Regions from separate parts of the Homo sapiens genome. Here all the other regions are linked to region 3. A link is a loop called in an ENCODE intact Hi-C map of the cell type or tissue named here. Cell type or tissue: HepG2. All regions are shown on one strand. Links, peaks and the distances in the headings refer to the core of each region. The heading gives the core; the rest is flanking DNA.

Region 1 (5,455 bases), core at 396-5,395, 280 kb before region 3:
ACCTGGAGCATTTATGTATCATTATCCTTTTATGTATCTACTGAGCAGTATGTAGGCTAGGTAGAGGACAAGTAGTGATGTTTTGAAGTAAATAAATAAGATTTGCCCTTGTGTAAACAATTCCAGATGGATCTCAGAAAAACAGCTTGAAAGGGTAGCCTTATAGAATCACACCGCCGCAGCAAGAACAAGCACTCGGTAATGGGGCGGGGTTTATTTGCCTGCACACTTTGCGTTTGCTTTCGGTTAGATGGAAAGGCAAAGCTTCTGTCAGACCAGCAGAAAGAGAGTCTGTTTCTATTTATGTCTTAGTCCCCTAGGTAGTAGGTTAACTTTGCGGATGACAGATGAAATGCTTCGGTTTGTCATTTATACCACTGTGCACAGATGGTTCTTATGCATCTTTATGATCTTTTTCAGTATTATTTACTGCACTTCCATCCTGCCCCAGGAGACCAGGTGTGAAATCCAGCACTAAGCAGTTTTTGCTAACTGTGAATTGCATTGAGCCAAAGGGGCCATGTGGTTGGACCTTGGAATTTGAAATAACGTCATTACTTATACCATGAAATTCAACTGCCTGTCAACTGAAGTTCTAAAATATGCCCCAAAGAGAAAGTTTCTCATTTTAAAAGATATTATTAATTTGGGTTATCACTTAAGAAACATGACAATTTATTGAATTTATTTTTCCTGGTATAAACATGGGCATTTTTAAAATTTAAGTTTTTATTTGCTAATATAATTTATTATTATTATTTTTCTGAGACAGGGTCTTGCTCTGTCACCCAGGCTGGAGTGCAGTGGTGCAACATGGCTCACTGCAGCCTTGATAAATAGAAGTTATAAAATAGAACCAGTGGGGTGGGATGGTGGCTCACAGCTGTAATCCTAGTACTTTGGGAGGCCGAGGCGGGTGGATCACCTGAGGTCAGGAGTTTGAGACAAGCTTGGCCAACATGGCAAAACCCCGTCTCTACTAAAAATAGAAAAATTAGCTGGGCATGGTGGCGGGAGCTTGTAATCCCAGCTACTTGGGAGGCTGAGGCAGGAGAATCGCTTGAACCTGTGAGGCGAAGGTTGCAGTGAGCCAAGATCATGTCACAGCACTCCAGCCTTGGCGACAACAGTGAAACTCCATCCAAAAAAAAAAAAAAAAAAAAAAAACAGTGGAAATTCTGGGACTAAATAAGGTAAACGTGAGCTTCATTTTGTGATGGGGATGGGCCCACATTGTAATGGGACCTCCTGGGCTCAAGTAATCCTCCAGACAGCCTCAGCTTCCTGAGTAGCTAGGACTACAAGTGCACACCACCATGCCTGGCTAATTTTTAAATTTTTGCTAGAGACAAAGTCTCACTTTGTTGTCCAGGCTAGTCTTGAACTCCTAAACTCAAACTATTCTCCTGCCTCAGCCTCCCAGTGCTCATGTAATTTTTGAGTACTGTGTTTTAATTCAATTCAACAGATATTTATTGACACTATGTATAGGTATTGCTACAGATGCAATGATATATAAATTGCAGTTACTATTGTTAAGTAGTCCACAGTCCAGAGGAAAGAATATGGCATGAATTGAAAATCTACATAAGAAACATAAGATGTGCCTCTTTGGAAGGGTAGAGGAAGAATAGATCATTAGTTGGATGAGATCATACATGATTTTAGGGTGGGTTGGTGTATGTTTGCTTAGCCATAAAGAAAGGCAAGACTTTCAACAGACAGAAATGTAAGATGGTCTTTTCACACATGAAAATCATCTTGATGTGGGAAGGTATAAACTGCATATTATACAGAGCAAGGAGTGACAAGTAGGTCTGTACAGCTAAAGCTGAGTTCTATGCCTTCATACTGGAACAGTGTTTTAAATGTTTTAACGTTCATTGCATGCGAACCATTAATCTTTCAAATATAATTATGTCCCACATTTTATGGAGAATGCAACCAAGACACAGATAATGATACTAGCTAACAGTTACTGGGGCATCATGTGGCAGGCACTATCTTAAGATGCCTTCAAGTGTTCTCTTAGTTAATCTGTAAAACAACCCTATGAAGTTGCATTGTATTAAATGCACTTTACTGGTAGGAAACTGAGCTACAGAGGTTAAAAAACTTATCCATACTTACACAACTACTAAGCATAAAGCTTGGACTCGAACCAGCTTAGATGACTTCACTGCTTCATTATAGAAATTACTTCTCTGAGCTCACATATATTATAGAATGTGGAGTTATGCACTGATTTTCCCAGTCCATGTTGTGTATATTTTTTAAAACTTACCAGTTATAATGTGAAAAGTGAAAAAAAGAATCAGATAAAGAAGTTTAGAATTAATTAATTAGGTGAACAATAACCAATTAAAATGTTTGAGTAGAGATATGCTCAAAACTAATGTTCAGCCTAGATTGAAAGGAGTGATAAGCTGTAAGGGAAAATTTAGAAAGCAATTGCAAAGTCCAGGCTTGTGTGTATGAGGTCTGTATTAGTATTGTTCTAGAACTCTTGGCATGGTCAGGCTACAGGTAGGTGCCTCCTGAAAGATCATGAGGTTTCCTTGAAGGAGTTTGCTCTTCATTCATAAAGAAATTCCTCAGGCCCAAGTTGAGCATAAATTGAGGGATCTTCATGTGATTGGTTCAGTTTTGACTCTTTTGGGGTATTCAAATTTATTTCCTTTGTCTGTTTTAAAGAAATCTATAAGGCAAGATTCTGCTTCTTCTAATGGCCAAATGAGCTCATACCAGACTTCCTTTCCCATAGATAACAACTATATACTCTGGGCAAAATACGAAAAGTAACTACGTAAGAGATCTGGAGAGTGTACATGAGGGGAACTGAAAGTTGGAGAAAGGGGCATTCACAGAATGTGTGTTCTAGTATTTTAGCCTGAAGGCAGTGCCACATGTAAAGACTACAACTCCAATAACTTCAGACTTTCTGACCTGAACAATCAGAGGATAGGGATTAGCATATTTACGAATCCGGATAGTGAGCATAGAATCCCAGAAAATATAAAGACAGAGAGGAGGACCTCTAACTCAGTATATAAACTTCGCTCAAATTTCTGGTTAACCTCTGAATCACACATGTGTGGGAAGACTATAAGCCCTGTTGAGACAAAAGAAAACACTACAGAAAACAAAAACTGGGTTAAGTTGAGCTACTGTTTAGGAGACAAAGTTTGCAGTTTATGTCCAACCAAGTAATCACCATAGAAGAATATTATCATTCTTTTGAAGAATAAGTCTGACCCATTTTTAAGAGAATAAATAATCAATGGAGGCTAAACCTAAGATGGCCCAAATGTTAGAATAAGCAGATAAATACTTCAAGGCAATTAATACACTATGCTTAATGAGATACAGGAAAATGCAATCATAATAAATGAAAGATAGGACATAATAGTGGAGAAATAAAAGCTATAATATAGAACCGATGGAAATTCTAGGACTCAATAGAGTAAACATGTACTTCATCTTGTGGTGGGGATGGGTCCTCAATGTGATGGGACCCAGAGCAGAATAGACCTGAGAATTGTAGTTTGAGAAATGCCCGGAAGATGTCATGACTCTGGAAACTTTCCCAGCCTGCTCCAAAATGCCAGAAAGATAACTAGGACATAATTTTAACCACATTTCAGTGGCTGAAGAAAGTCCTTAAAAGTATTTCTCTGTGAAGTAAACTGATGGAAATTTCATGATTAGAAAATAACCCTTTTAAAAGCTGTTGTCCTTTGCGCTATATTCTGAAAGCCAAGACTTGTCACCAGGATAAAATGAGAGTGAGAGATGTAACACCAATGAGATGAAGACTTCAGAGTGAAAATGCTGATCCCCTCTCCATTTTTGCCTGCTACCTCCCTCGTCCCTCACCTAGAACAAATTCCAAGTATGTAATCTTTAGGATGTGTTCATTTGCTTATCTCATCTAATTAGGTACATCTCTCATACTTTCAGGAATAATTTGAGAATACTTAAAATAGCACATATAAATAACATAAATAGATAGCAATGCAGATTTTAGAAATCATATAGAGAAAAAGAACACAACAATAATTATTCAAAAATCCTGGGATACAATGGTTATAAAATTGAATATTCTATTTCACTTTGACAAAAATTAAAAAAAAATTTATGTGCAACAAGTGACTCAATAATTATTTCTTATTAATTAAATGTTAATTATGAAGAATATGTATTGACGTGGAAAATGCTTCTGCCATGATTGACAAAATCCAAGTCATAAAATTATGGTAGGTTTTTCTTCATGTAATTATTGTGTTTATGCAATAAATAAACTTTAAAATGGCTTTGCCCTCTGGCAACTAAGAATGAAAGGAAAACAGGATTGGGTTTTACTTTGATCATTAAATGAATAGTAATCTCTGTATAAAAGAAAACTGTTAAAAACATAAGAGTTTTGGAATTGCTTCAGGCTTGGAGAAGCTCTAAGATTCTTGATGTGGATCTGAGGCTACCCAGGTGCCCTAATAAAGAACACAGGTTTGGGAGCTGTATCTATCCCTATGCCATCAACCCACAGCAAACCAGATTATAGCCTGAAGATGGGTGAGGCCACATTCACTGTCTTATTATTTGATCATGCTAATGAGACCTGGACATTACGGCTGTTTTCCAAGACATTCTTTAAAAATAATGTTCAACTCACAAGCTACCTTAGAACAGAGGCAATTTAAATTACAGTTCAATCAATAATGCAAATATAGTGTTCCTTCAAGCCCTGGAGTAGGAAAATAACTCATTATAAATGATTTCCTGAGTTTCAGACAAAATTTGCAGATTTTTGCAGTTCTTGGAGAAAATGAGGGGGTAGCAAGTCCTCTGTTGAGTTTGTATCTTCTCGGTAAATGTGTGTAAGTCCCAAAGGCAGTGCCCTACTCATAATTCAATTGGTAACTTGCCTGGCTCAAGGGAGAGGCCAAAGGGATTGAACAAAACCCCTTAAGACACAGGGACTGAATTATGCCTTTATGCTAGTTTGATTCTTCTCTGTGATGGTTCATTTTGCTAACTGGACTGGTCAATGGGGTTCCTAGATATTTGGTTAAATATTATTTCTGGGTGTGTCTGTGAGGGTATTTCAGATGAGATCAGCATCTGAATCAGATGACTGTACAGCAGCTCACCCTCACCAACATGAGTGGGTGTCATCAATCCTTTGAGGGCCTAGATAGAACAGAAAGATGGAGGAAGGAATTATTTACTCTCTCAGTCTGACTACTGAACTGGGATATCTCCTCTTGCCCTCAGACTGAGACTTACACCATCAGCAGTCCTGGTCCTCAGGCCTCTGGACTCAGCCTGAAACTATACTGGCTTTCCTGGATATCTAGCTTGCAGATGGCAGATGGTGGAACCTTTCAGCCACTATCATCACATAAATCAGTTCCTTCTAATAAATCAGTTAATCAATCTGTGTGTGTGTGTGTGC
Region 2 (5,455 bases), core at 284-5,283, 100 kb before region 3:
GGACCCAAATGCTTCCATGAAAGAACCATCGAACTGCAATAATAAACAGTAAGAGAGAAAGAAAGGAACAAAGATTACACAAAACAACCAGAAAACAATTAGCAAAATGATGGAAATAAACCCTCATACATATTACCTTGAATGAAAATGGTTTTAAATTTCCACTTAATACATATAAACTGGCTGAATGGATTTTTTAAAACATGACCCAACTACATGCTGCCTACAAGGAACTAACCTCAGCTGTAAAGACATATAAAACTAAAAAGCGAAGGGATTCAAAAATGTATTCCATGTAAATGGAAATAAAAAATAAGCAGGAGTAGCTATACTTGTAGCAGATAAAGCAGGCTTCAAGTAAAAAATAAAAACTGTAAAAAGAGTCAAATATGGTCATTATAAAATGAAAAGAAGGATCTGTTCAACAAGAGGCTATAATAATCCTAAATATGCACTTAACACTGGAGCATACAGATACATAAATCAAATATTATTAGATCTAAAGAGAGTCCAATACAATAATAATTGGTGACCTCAACATCTCACTCTAAACATTAGATAGATCATTGAGACAAAAAATTAACAACAAAAAATAGGATTTAAACTGCACTTTAGTTCAAATGGACCTAACAGAGATCTACAGAATATTTTATCTAACAGCTGCAATATACACATTCTTCTCATCGGCACACAGAACATTCTCCAGGATATATCATTTGTTAGAACACAACACAAGTCTCAACAAATGTTTAAAAACTGAAATCATATGAAGTACCTCCTCAGAACACAATATAGTAAAATTAAGCATCAAGTAATGAGTAGAACATTGGAAAATGTACAAATACATGGAAATTAAACAACATGTTCCTGAATGAACTTTGTTCAATGAAGAAATCAAGAAGAAAATAAAGTTTAGAATAAATGAAAATTGATACATAACATACCCAAACCTGTAATATACAGCAAAATCATTGTTAAGAGAAAATTTTGCAGCAATAAATGTGTACATTAAAAGAAAAACAGAATTATTTCAAATTTTAAAAATGTGATGATGTACCTCAAGAAACTAGAAAAACATAAACAGACCAAACCCAAAATTAGTAGAAGAAAATAACTAATAAAGATCAGAATGGAACTAAAATAATAGAGACTAAAAAAAAACACAATGATCAACAACATGAAATGCTAGTTTTTAAAAAAAGATAAACAAAATCAGTTAGTAACTAGCTAGACTAATCAGAAAAAGAGAAGACCCAAATAAACAAAATCAGAAACAAAAAAAAGGAGACCTTGCAACTGACACCACAGAAATACAAATGATCATCAGAGAGATAATGAATAATTATATACCAATAAACTGTAAACCTTAGAGGAAATGGATAAATTCCTGGACACATACAACCTATCAAGACTGAATCAGGAAGAAATACAAAAACCTGAATGGACCAGTAATGAGCAGTGAGATGGAATCGCTAATAAAAAGCCTCCCAACAAGGAAAAGCTCATGGCCAGATGTCTTCACTGCTGAATTCTACAAAACTTGTAAAGAACTAACACTAATTCTCTCCAAATTATTTCAACAAGTTGGAAAGGAGAGAATTCTCCCTAACTCATTCTGTAGGTCCAGTATTTTGTCGATATAAAAACCAGCAAGGACACAACAACAACAACAGAACCACAGGTCAACATCCCTGATGAACATTGATGAAAAAACTCAACAAAATAGTAGCAAATCAAATCTAAGAACAACACATCAAAAAGATAATACACCATGATCAAGTAAGATTTGTTCCAGGGATGATAGGATGCTTCAACATATACAAATAAATAAATGTTTTATGTCACATCAACAGATGAAGGACCAAAAACAGACACATGAAAAGCATTTGATAAACTTGAACATTACTTTATGACAAAAAACTCTTGACAAAATAGGCATAGAAGGAGCCTGACTCACCACAATAAAGGCCAAACACTGAATGCAGAAAAACAAAGTCTTTTTTCTAAAAACTAGAACAAGATAAGGATGCCCACTTTTACCATTCATATTCAACATAGTACTATAGGTACTAGCCAGAAAACATCAGACAAGAGAAAGAGGTAAAGGGCATCTAAATTGGAAAAAAGAAAGTCAAATTGTTCCTCTTTGCAGATGGTGAGCTCTTATATTTAGAAAAATCTAAAGACTCCACCAAAAAAACTCTCAGATCTGATGAATTCAGTAAGGTGGTGATAGGGACACTGGGCAGAGAAATTCTAGCCAGCAAAGGGCAGGTCCCCACTGAAACCCCACCCTCAAGCTGAAAAACCTGAAATTGCTGCCCAAAGTGAGAACTTACATCCCTGTTTACTCACTCAAATGTTGCTTTTTTCTAAACCACCCAGGGCTCTGCCCTGCTCCATCCCGTGCCTATAAAAACCCCAGACTCGGCCAGTAGATGGGACTACAGCAGAATGTCAAAGTGGCTTGACTTCAAAAGGACAGCGTGATGGTGTAACTTTAAAGAAGAATTGGCTGGAGATGGCTAGAACTCAGGGAAAGATTACCTACCTGCCCCATCCCTTTCCCCTTCCCTCTGAGAGTGACTTTCGTCAGCAATAAAATCCTCCTCATTTACCATCCTTCAATTCGTTCGTGCAACCTCATTTTAGCTGGATTCTGGGCAAGAGCTTGGGAGCCACGAGTGCAGATACAAAAGGCTGTCACACTGGCCCTTTGCTCTGGCTGGAGGAGAGCAGCTGCTTCACACAAAAAGGCAAAGGGCCCACTGAGCTGTTAACACTTAAGCCATCCATGGATGGCAGAGCTAAAAGAACATTGTAACACAACCTTTGGGGCTTCGGGGGTCACAGGCACCCCTGCCTGGATGCTGCTGCAGGGCCAACATGGAGTTTGCTCCTGCCAGTGCCCAGAAGTGGCCAGCTGGATGCCATACTTGCTCGCCTACTTTCCCCTTCCACAAGGAATTGAATGTGGTGAGCCAAGTAAATGGAGCTTGCTCCTTCCTGCGCCCAAAAGCATTCACTTCAGTTTCGGCATTTGCTTGCATGCTCCCTCCCATGGGGGGTAGACAGGCGTAGGCTGAGTAAATGAGGCACCCCCTATTGAAAGTCTCATGAAGGAGTCAAGAAAATATCCTGCTTTAGTGGCAGGATACAAAATCAAAACACATTTCAGTAGCATTTCTATACACCAATAATGAAATTGCTAAAAAAGAATTCAAGAAGGCATTCTCATTTACAATAGCTACACAAATAAAATAAAATAAAATATCTTGAATAAATGTAACCAAGGAGATAAAAGATCTCTACAAGGAAAACTATGATCTGCTGATGAAAGAAATTGAAGAAGATGCAAACAAATGGAAAGGCATTCCATGATCCTGGATGGGAAGAATTAATACTGTTAAAATGGCCATACTTGGCCGGGCGTGGTGGCTCACGCCTATAATGTCAGCACTTTGGGAGGCCGAGGCAGGTGGATCACGAGGTCAGGAGATCGAGACCATCCTGGCTAACATGGTGAAACCCCGTCTCTACTAAAAATACAAAAAATTAGCCGGGCGTCGTGGCGGGCACCTGTAGTCCCAGCTACTCAGGAGGCTGAGGCAGGAGGATGGCGTGAACCCAGGAGGCGGAGCTTGCAGTGAGCCGAGATCGCGCCACTGCACTCCAGCCTGGGCGACAGAGCGAGACTCCGTCTCAAAAAAAAAAAGTAAAATATAAAAAAAATAATGGCCATACTGCCCAAAACAATCTACAAATTCAATGCTATCCCTATCAAAAAACTAATGACATTTTTCACAGAAAATGCCACAGACATTTTCACAGAACAGAGAATAATTCTAAAATTTGTATGAAACCGCAAATGACCTGGAATAGTCAAAGCAATCCTGAGGGGCAGCGCACTACCTGATTTCAAAATATGGTACAAGGAAATTTTAGCCAAAACAGCACAGTGCTGGTGCAAGAACAGAGACATAGGCCAATGGAACAAAATAGAGACACGAGAAATTAATCCAGTTATTTAGAGCCAACTGATTTTCAACAAAGGCACTAAAGACATGCACTGGGGAAAGAACATTTTCAATAAATGATCCTGGGAAAGCTGCAAATCCATAAGTAGAAGAATAAAACTAGATCCCTATCTCTTCCTGTATACAAAAATCAGCTCAAAATGGATTAAAGACCTAAATATGAGATCAGATATGATAAAACTACTAGAAGAAAACAGGGGAAACACCACAGGATATTGGCCTAGGAAAAGATTTTATGGCTAAGACCTCAAAAGCACAGGCAACAAAAACAAATATAGACAAATGAAACTATATTAACCTAAGAATCTTCTGCACAGCAAAGGAAACAATAGAATAAAGAGACAACCTGTTGGATAAGAGAAAGTATTTGCAAACTATTCATTCAACAAATAACTTATCTATATAATACATGAGGAATTCAAACCACTCAACAGTAAAACAAAAACAAATAATCTCATTTAAAAGCAGACATGGGCAAAGGACATGGTTAGACATTTCTCAAAAGAAGACATAAAAATGGCCAACAGGTATATGAAAAGAAAAATACACAACATTGCTATTCATTAGGAAAATGAAAATCAAAACCGCAATGAGATATCATCTTACCTCAGTTAAAATGGCTATTATTAACAAGACAGAAAATTGGAAATGCTGAAGAAGATCTGAAAAAAGGCCATGCTTATTCACTGTTTGTGGAAATGTAAATTTGCACAGCCATTATGGAAAACAGTATGGAGATTTCTCAAAATACCTAAAATAGAACCATCATATGACCCAGCAATCCCACTACTAGGTATTAATCCACAGGAAAAGAAATCAGTTTATCGAAGACATACCTACATTCCTGTGTTGATCACAGCGCTATTCACAATAGCAAAGATATAAAATCAAGCTAAGTGTTTGCCAATGGAACAGTTTTAACTATAAGAAAGAAAGAAATCTTGTAATTTGAAGCAACATGAATGGAACTGGAGATCATTATGTTAGGTGAAATAATCCAGGAACATAAAGACAAGTATTGTATGTTCTCATTCATATATGGGAGCTAAAATATTGATCTTATGGAGGTAGTGAGTCGAATGATAGTTTCCAGAAGTTGGGAAAAATGTGTGTGTGTGTGTGTGTGTGTGTGTGTGTGTGTGTGGTGGGCCAGGGTGGGTGGGGGTGTGGGGAAGAAGAGAGTTTAGTTAATGGTTCCAAACATACAATTAGAAGAAAGGAATAAGTTCAAATGTACAATGGCAAAGTAGGATGACTATAGTAAATAATGTATTGTATATTTCAAAATAGCTACAAGAGAGAACTTGAAATGTTCTCAATACATGGTAATGATAAATACTTGAGGTGATGGATATTCTAAAGACCTAAGTTAGTCGTTACGCATTCTATGAATGTAACAAAATATCACATGTACCCCA
Region 3 (5,455 bases), core at 3-5,002:
TCCCAGCTACTCAGAAGGCTCTGGCACGAGAATTGCTTGAACTGGAGCAGAAGTTGCAGTGAGCCAAGATCGTGCCACTGCACTCCAGCCTGGGTGATAGAGTGAGACTCAGTCTCAAAAAAAAAAAAAAAAAAAAAAAGTACAGAAAAACAATTCATTAAAATCAGGGGTAAAAAAATGACCAAAACAAAAAACTTAAGGGATGAAAATAATTTTAAAAACATACTATCAACAGAGTAAAAAGGCAGCACACAGAATGGAATGAAGTATTTGAAAGCCATATATCTGATAAGTATAGAATATATAAAGAACTAAAACTGTACACAACCGCAACAACAAAAACTTGATTCAAAAGTGGGAAAAAAGACTTGAGTAAACATTTTTCCAAAAAAAGTATACAAATGGCTACTAAGCACATGCAAAGAGTACTAATCCTTAGGGAAATGCAAATTAAAACTTCAATGGGACACCACCTGGCATCCATTAATATGGCTACTATCACAAAAAAAGTAGGAGGGGAAAGCAGAGCAAGATGGCCAAAGAGAAGCCTCCAGCAGTCATCCTTCTTGCAGAAACACCTAACTGAATATCCAGACAGAAAAGGACACCTTTATAAGAACTAAAAATCTGGCAAGCAATCACACTACCTGGGTTTAACATTGTATTAAGAAAGAGGCACTGAAGAGGATAGGAAAGACTGTATTGAATTGCCGACATAGCTCCTCCCTGCTCCCACAGCATCAGCCACATGGCACTGAGAAAGAATCTGATAACTTGAGAAAGGATACTGCAGTAATTGTGGAACTTTGCACTGGAAATTGGTGCTGCCTGTCACAGTAAATAGCAACATGGGACAGAACACAGCTCACCCCATTGGGGAAGCATTTAGACCAGCCCTACCCAGAGGCAATTTATTCATCCCAGTACTCAGAAGTTCAGTTCCAGCAGAGCTCACCACTGTGCGTTAAAGTACTCTGGGTCTTAAATAAACTAGAAAGGTATTCTAGGCCACAAAGAGTGTAATTCCTGGACAAGTCCTGGTGCTATGCTGGGCTTGGGTCAGTGGTCTTCTGCGGCACATTACCTAGTGAGACACCAGCTGGAGTGGCCAAGGGAGTGCTTGCTTCACAGCTACCCGAACCCCAGACAATGCAGCTCGTGACTTCAGGAGAGACTTCTTCCTTAAGTTTGAGGAGAGGAGAGGGGAGATTAAAGAGAACTTTGACTTGCAACTAGGATACCAGCTCAGTCACAATAGAATAGGGAACAAAGCAGAGTTCTGTGACTTCCATTCCAGGTTGTAGCTCCCAGATGACAATTCTAGACACACCCTGGGCCAGAAGGGAACTCACTGCCTTGAAGAGAAGGAACCAATCTTAGCAGGATTCATCACCTGCTTACTAAAGAGTCCATGGACCCTGAACAATCAGCAGCAGTATCCAGGCAATACCTGCCGTGGGCCTTGGGAGAGACTAAAAGCTATGCTGGCTTCAGATATGACCCAGTATATTCCCATCTGTGGTGTCTGTGGAGAAAGTCTCCTTCTGCTTGAGGAAAGGAGAGGGAAGAGTAAATGGGACTGTGCCTTGCAGCTTGGGTACTAGCTTGGCCATAGTGGAAGAGAACAGCATGCAGGCTCCTACATCCCCAATTCTAGGCCTTGGCTCTTGAACGGCATTTCAAGACCCGCCTTGGGCCAGAGGGGAGCCTCTGCCATGAAGGGAGAGACTCAGGCCTGACAGCATTTACCACAAGCTGACTGAAGAGCTCTTGGGCCTTGAGTGAATATTGGTGGTAGTCAGGCTGTACTCATCAAGGGCTTGAGGCCTGTAGCCACAGGGAGAGACTCCTCTGCTTGAGAAAGGGAAGATAAGAATGGGAAATACTTTGTCTTGCAGCTTGACTGCCAGCTCAGCTGCAGTAAAATAAAGCACCAGGTAGAGTCCTAAAGTGCCCAATTACAGGTCCTGACTCCCTGATGGCATCTCTGGACCCACCTGAGGCAGGGGGAACTTGTCACTCTGAAGGGAAAATGCAAGCCTGGCTGGATTTGCTATCTGCTGATTGTAGAGCCCTTGGGCCTTGCATAAACATAGGTAATAGCCAGGCAGTGATCACCATGGACTTTGGGCAAGTCCCAGTGCTGTGCTGGCTTTGGATCTGACCCAGTACAGTTCTAGTGGTGGTGGACATAGGGTGGCTTGTGTGACCTCTCCCCCAGCTCCAGGAAGCTCAGTTCAGAGAGACAGAGAGACTCTGTTTGTTTGAGAGAACATAAGGGAAAAGAAGTATCTGCCTGGTAATCCAGGGAATTCTCCTTCATCTTAACCAAGACCACCAAAGCAATACCTCTATGAGTCTGCCATAGGCACAGTGTTGATGGGCTTGGGGTGCCCCCAAATGGAGATATGGCAGCAGTGACAAAAAACATGGCTTGCAATACCCAAGTCCTTGGAATACTTGGAAAGTCTTCCAAAGAAAGATGGGTACAAACAAGCTAAGACTGAGAAGATTATAATAAATACACAACTTTTCAGTGCCCGCACACTGATGAACATCCACAAGCATCAAGAACATCCAGGAAAACCTGGCCTCACCAAGTGAACTATATAAGGCACCAGTGACCAATTTCGAGAGAGATATATAAGCTTTCAAACATAGAATTCAAAATAGCTGTTTTGAGGAAGCATGATGAAATTCAAGAAAACACAGGGAAGGAATTCAGAATACTATTTATATATTTCACAAAGATATTGAAAAAACTAAGAGTCAAGCAAAACTTCTGGAGATGGAAAATGCAATTAACATACTGAAAAATGCATCAGAGTTTCTTACCAGCAGAATTGATCAAGCAGAAGAAAGAATAAGCTTGAAGACAGGTTATTTGAAAATACACAGTCAGAGAAGACAAAAGAACAAAGAATAAAAAAGAATGAAGCATGTTTACAAGATCTAGAAAATAGCCTCAAAATGGAAAATCTAAGTGTTATTGGCATTAAAGAGGAGGTAGAGTGAGAAATAAGGTTAGAAAGTTTATTCAAAGAGATAATATCAGAAATTCCCAAACCTAGTGAAAGATATCAACATTCAAGTGCAAGAAAGTTATAGAACACCAAGCAGATTTAACTACCTCAAGGTGTTTAATAATCAAACTCCCAAAGGCCAAAGATAAAGATAGGATTCTAAAAGCAGCAAGATAAAAGAAACAACATAAAATGGAGCACCAATATGTCTGGAAGCAGACTTTTCCATGGAAACATTGCAGGCCAGGATAGAGTGACATTATATACTTAAAGTACTGATGAAAAAACAACAACAAAAACAAACAAAAAAAAAAACAAACTTTTCCTAGAATAGTGTATCCTGTGAAAATATCCTTCAAGCATGAAGGAGAAATAAAGACCTTCCTAGACAAATGAAAGCTGAGGGATTTCACTAACAGCAGATCTGCCCTACCAGAAATGCTAAAGGAAGTTCTTCAATCTGAAAAAAAAGACATCAATGAATAATAATGAATCATCTGAAAGTACAAAACTCACTGATAATAGACATAGAAAAACACTGAATATTATGACATTGTAAGTGTAGTGTATAAACTACTCTTTAATAGAAAGGATAAATGAAGAACCAATGAAAAATCATAAATAACTTTTCAACATATAGGTAGTGCAATAAGACATAAAGAGAACAAAAAGATAAAAAGCAGAGGAATAAAGTTAAATGTAGGGTTTTTATTAATTTTCTTTTTACTTGTTTATTTGTTTATGTAATCAGTGTTAAGTTTCATTGCTTAAAATAATGATTTAAAAGATTGTATTTACAAGCCTTATGGTGACCTCAAATAAAAAAAATACAATGAATACACAAAAATTAAAAAGCAAGAAATTAAAGCATAGAACCAGAGAAACTCACCTTTACTAAAAGAAAGACAGGAAGAAAGAAAAAGACCACAAAACAACCAAAAACCATATAATAACATGGCAGGAGTAAGTCCTTACTTATCAATAATAACATTGGATGTAAATGGATGAAACTCTTCAATCAAAAAGCATAGAGTAGCTGAAAGGCTAAAAAAACAAAAACCAATGATCTGTTGCCTACAAGAAATACACTTCACCTATAAAAATACATAGACTGAAAACAAAGGGATGGAAAAAAGATATTCCATGAAAATAGAAACCAAAATAGAGCAGGAGTAGCTATTCTTATATCAGACAAAATAGATTTCAAGTCAAAAACTGTCAGAAGGGACAAAGAAGATTATCATATAATGATAAGATGTCAATTCAGCTTGTGGATTTAATGATTGTAAATATATGTGCACTCAATGTTAAAGCAATGTGATATATTTCACAAATATTATTAAAGCTAAAGAGAGAGATAGGCCCCAATGCAATAGCAGCTGGAAACTTCAACACCCTACTTTCAACATTGGACAGATCTTCAAGACAGAAAACTCAACAAGGAAACATGGGACTTAGTCTGAACTATAGAACAAGTGGACCTAACAGATATTTACTGAACATTTTATTCATCTGCTCCAGAATACACTTTCTTCTCCTCAACACATGGTCAGTCTCAAGGATAGACCATATGTTAGGCCACAAAACAAATCTTAAAACATTAAAAAAAAACCTTAATATGAAGCATCTTCTCTGACCACAATTGATTAAAACTATAAATCAATAACACGAATTTTGAGAACCATAGAAACACATGGTAATTAAACAGTGTGCTTCTGAATGGCAAGTGGATTAATAAAGAAATTTAAAAAATAAATTGACAAATTTTTGAAACAAATAATAGAAACACAACATACCCAATCCTGTGTGATACAGCAAAAGCATTACTAAGAGGAAAATTTATAGCTATTATTAAGTGCCTACATCAGAAAAGAAAAACTTCAAATAAATAACTTTAAATAAATAACCCAGTGATGCACCTTAAAAAATGGAAAAGCAAGAGTAAACCAAATGCAAAATTATGACAAGAGATAATTCAGATCAGAGCAGAAATAAATAAATTTGAAATGAAGAAACCAATACAAATGATCAGTGAACCAAAAAGTTTTTTTGAAAAGATAAAGCTTTAGCCAGATTAACTAAGAAGAGAGAAGATTCAAATAAGTAAAATATTTAGATTAAGAAAAAAAGAGAAGGTCTAAGTAAAATCAGAGATATAAAAAAGACATTAAATTTGATGCAGCAGAAATTCAAAGGATCATTAGTGGTTACTATGCACAACTGTATGCCAACCAATTGGAAAATCTAGAGGAAATGGATGAATTCCTAGACATATACCACCTACCAAGATTGAACCATGAAGGAATTCAAAACATGAACAGACCAATAATAAGTAATGAGATTGAAGATGTATTTAAAAGTTGTGGCCAGGCATGCTGGCTCATGCCTGTAATCCCAGCACTTTGTGAGGTCGAGTCAGGTGGATCATGAGG

What was found. Hi-C counts contacts between places; a loop is a spot of excess contacts. Peaks named below come from ENCODE experiments on the same cell type or tissue, not always from the same donor. Only the 100,000 strongest peaks of a DNase experiment are listed, where the experiment ranks them.
Region 1: it touches region 3 in a loop (17-fold over the local background); 1 of 110 quality-filtered maps calls a loop at or near these places.
Region 2: it touches region 3 in a loop (14-fold over the local background); 1 of 110 quality-filtered maps calls a loop at or near these places.

Annotation. Positions count from the first base shown.
Region 1 is chr3:191,523,049-191,528,503 of GRCh38, forward strand. All of the region lies in intron 1 of PYDC2-AS1 (PYDC2 antisense RNA 1), which reads left to right. Among named protein-coding and RNA genes, the nearest start is that of PYDC2, 65 kb to the left of the region's middle. In HepG2, for the core only: no CTCF peak of the experiment used is centred there; no DNase peak of the experiment used is centred there.
Region 2 is chr3:191,705,581-191,711,035 of GRCh38, forward strand. No RefSeq gene overlaps it. Among named protein-coding and RNA genes, the nearest start is that of PYDC2, 250 kb to the left of the region's middle. In HepG2, for the core only: a CTCF peak has its summit at 2,439 (motif pointing right); no DNase peak of the experiment used is centred there.
Region 3 is chr3:191,807,374-191,812,828 of GRCh38, forward strand. It overlaps LOC105374276 (a long non-coding RNA gene), which reads right to left and starts at 1,187. Exons shown (of 4, transcript XR_924826.2): 1 at 1,085-1,187. In HepG2, for the core only: a CTCF peak has its summit at 2,392; a DNase peak (open chromatin) is centred at 2,378.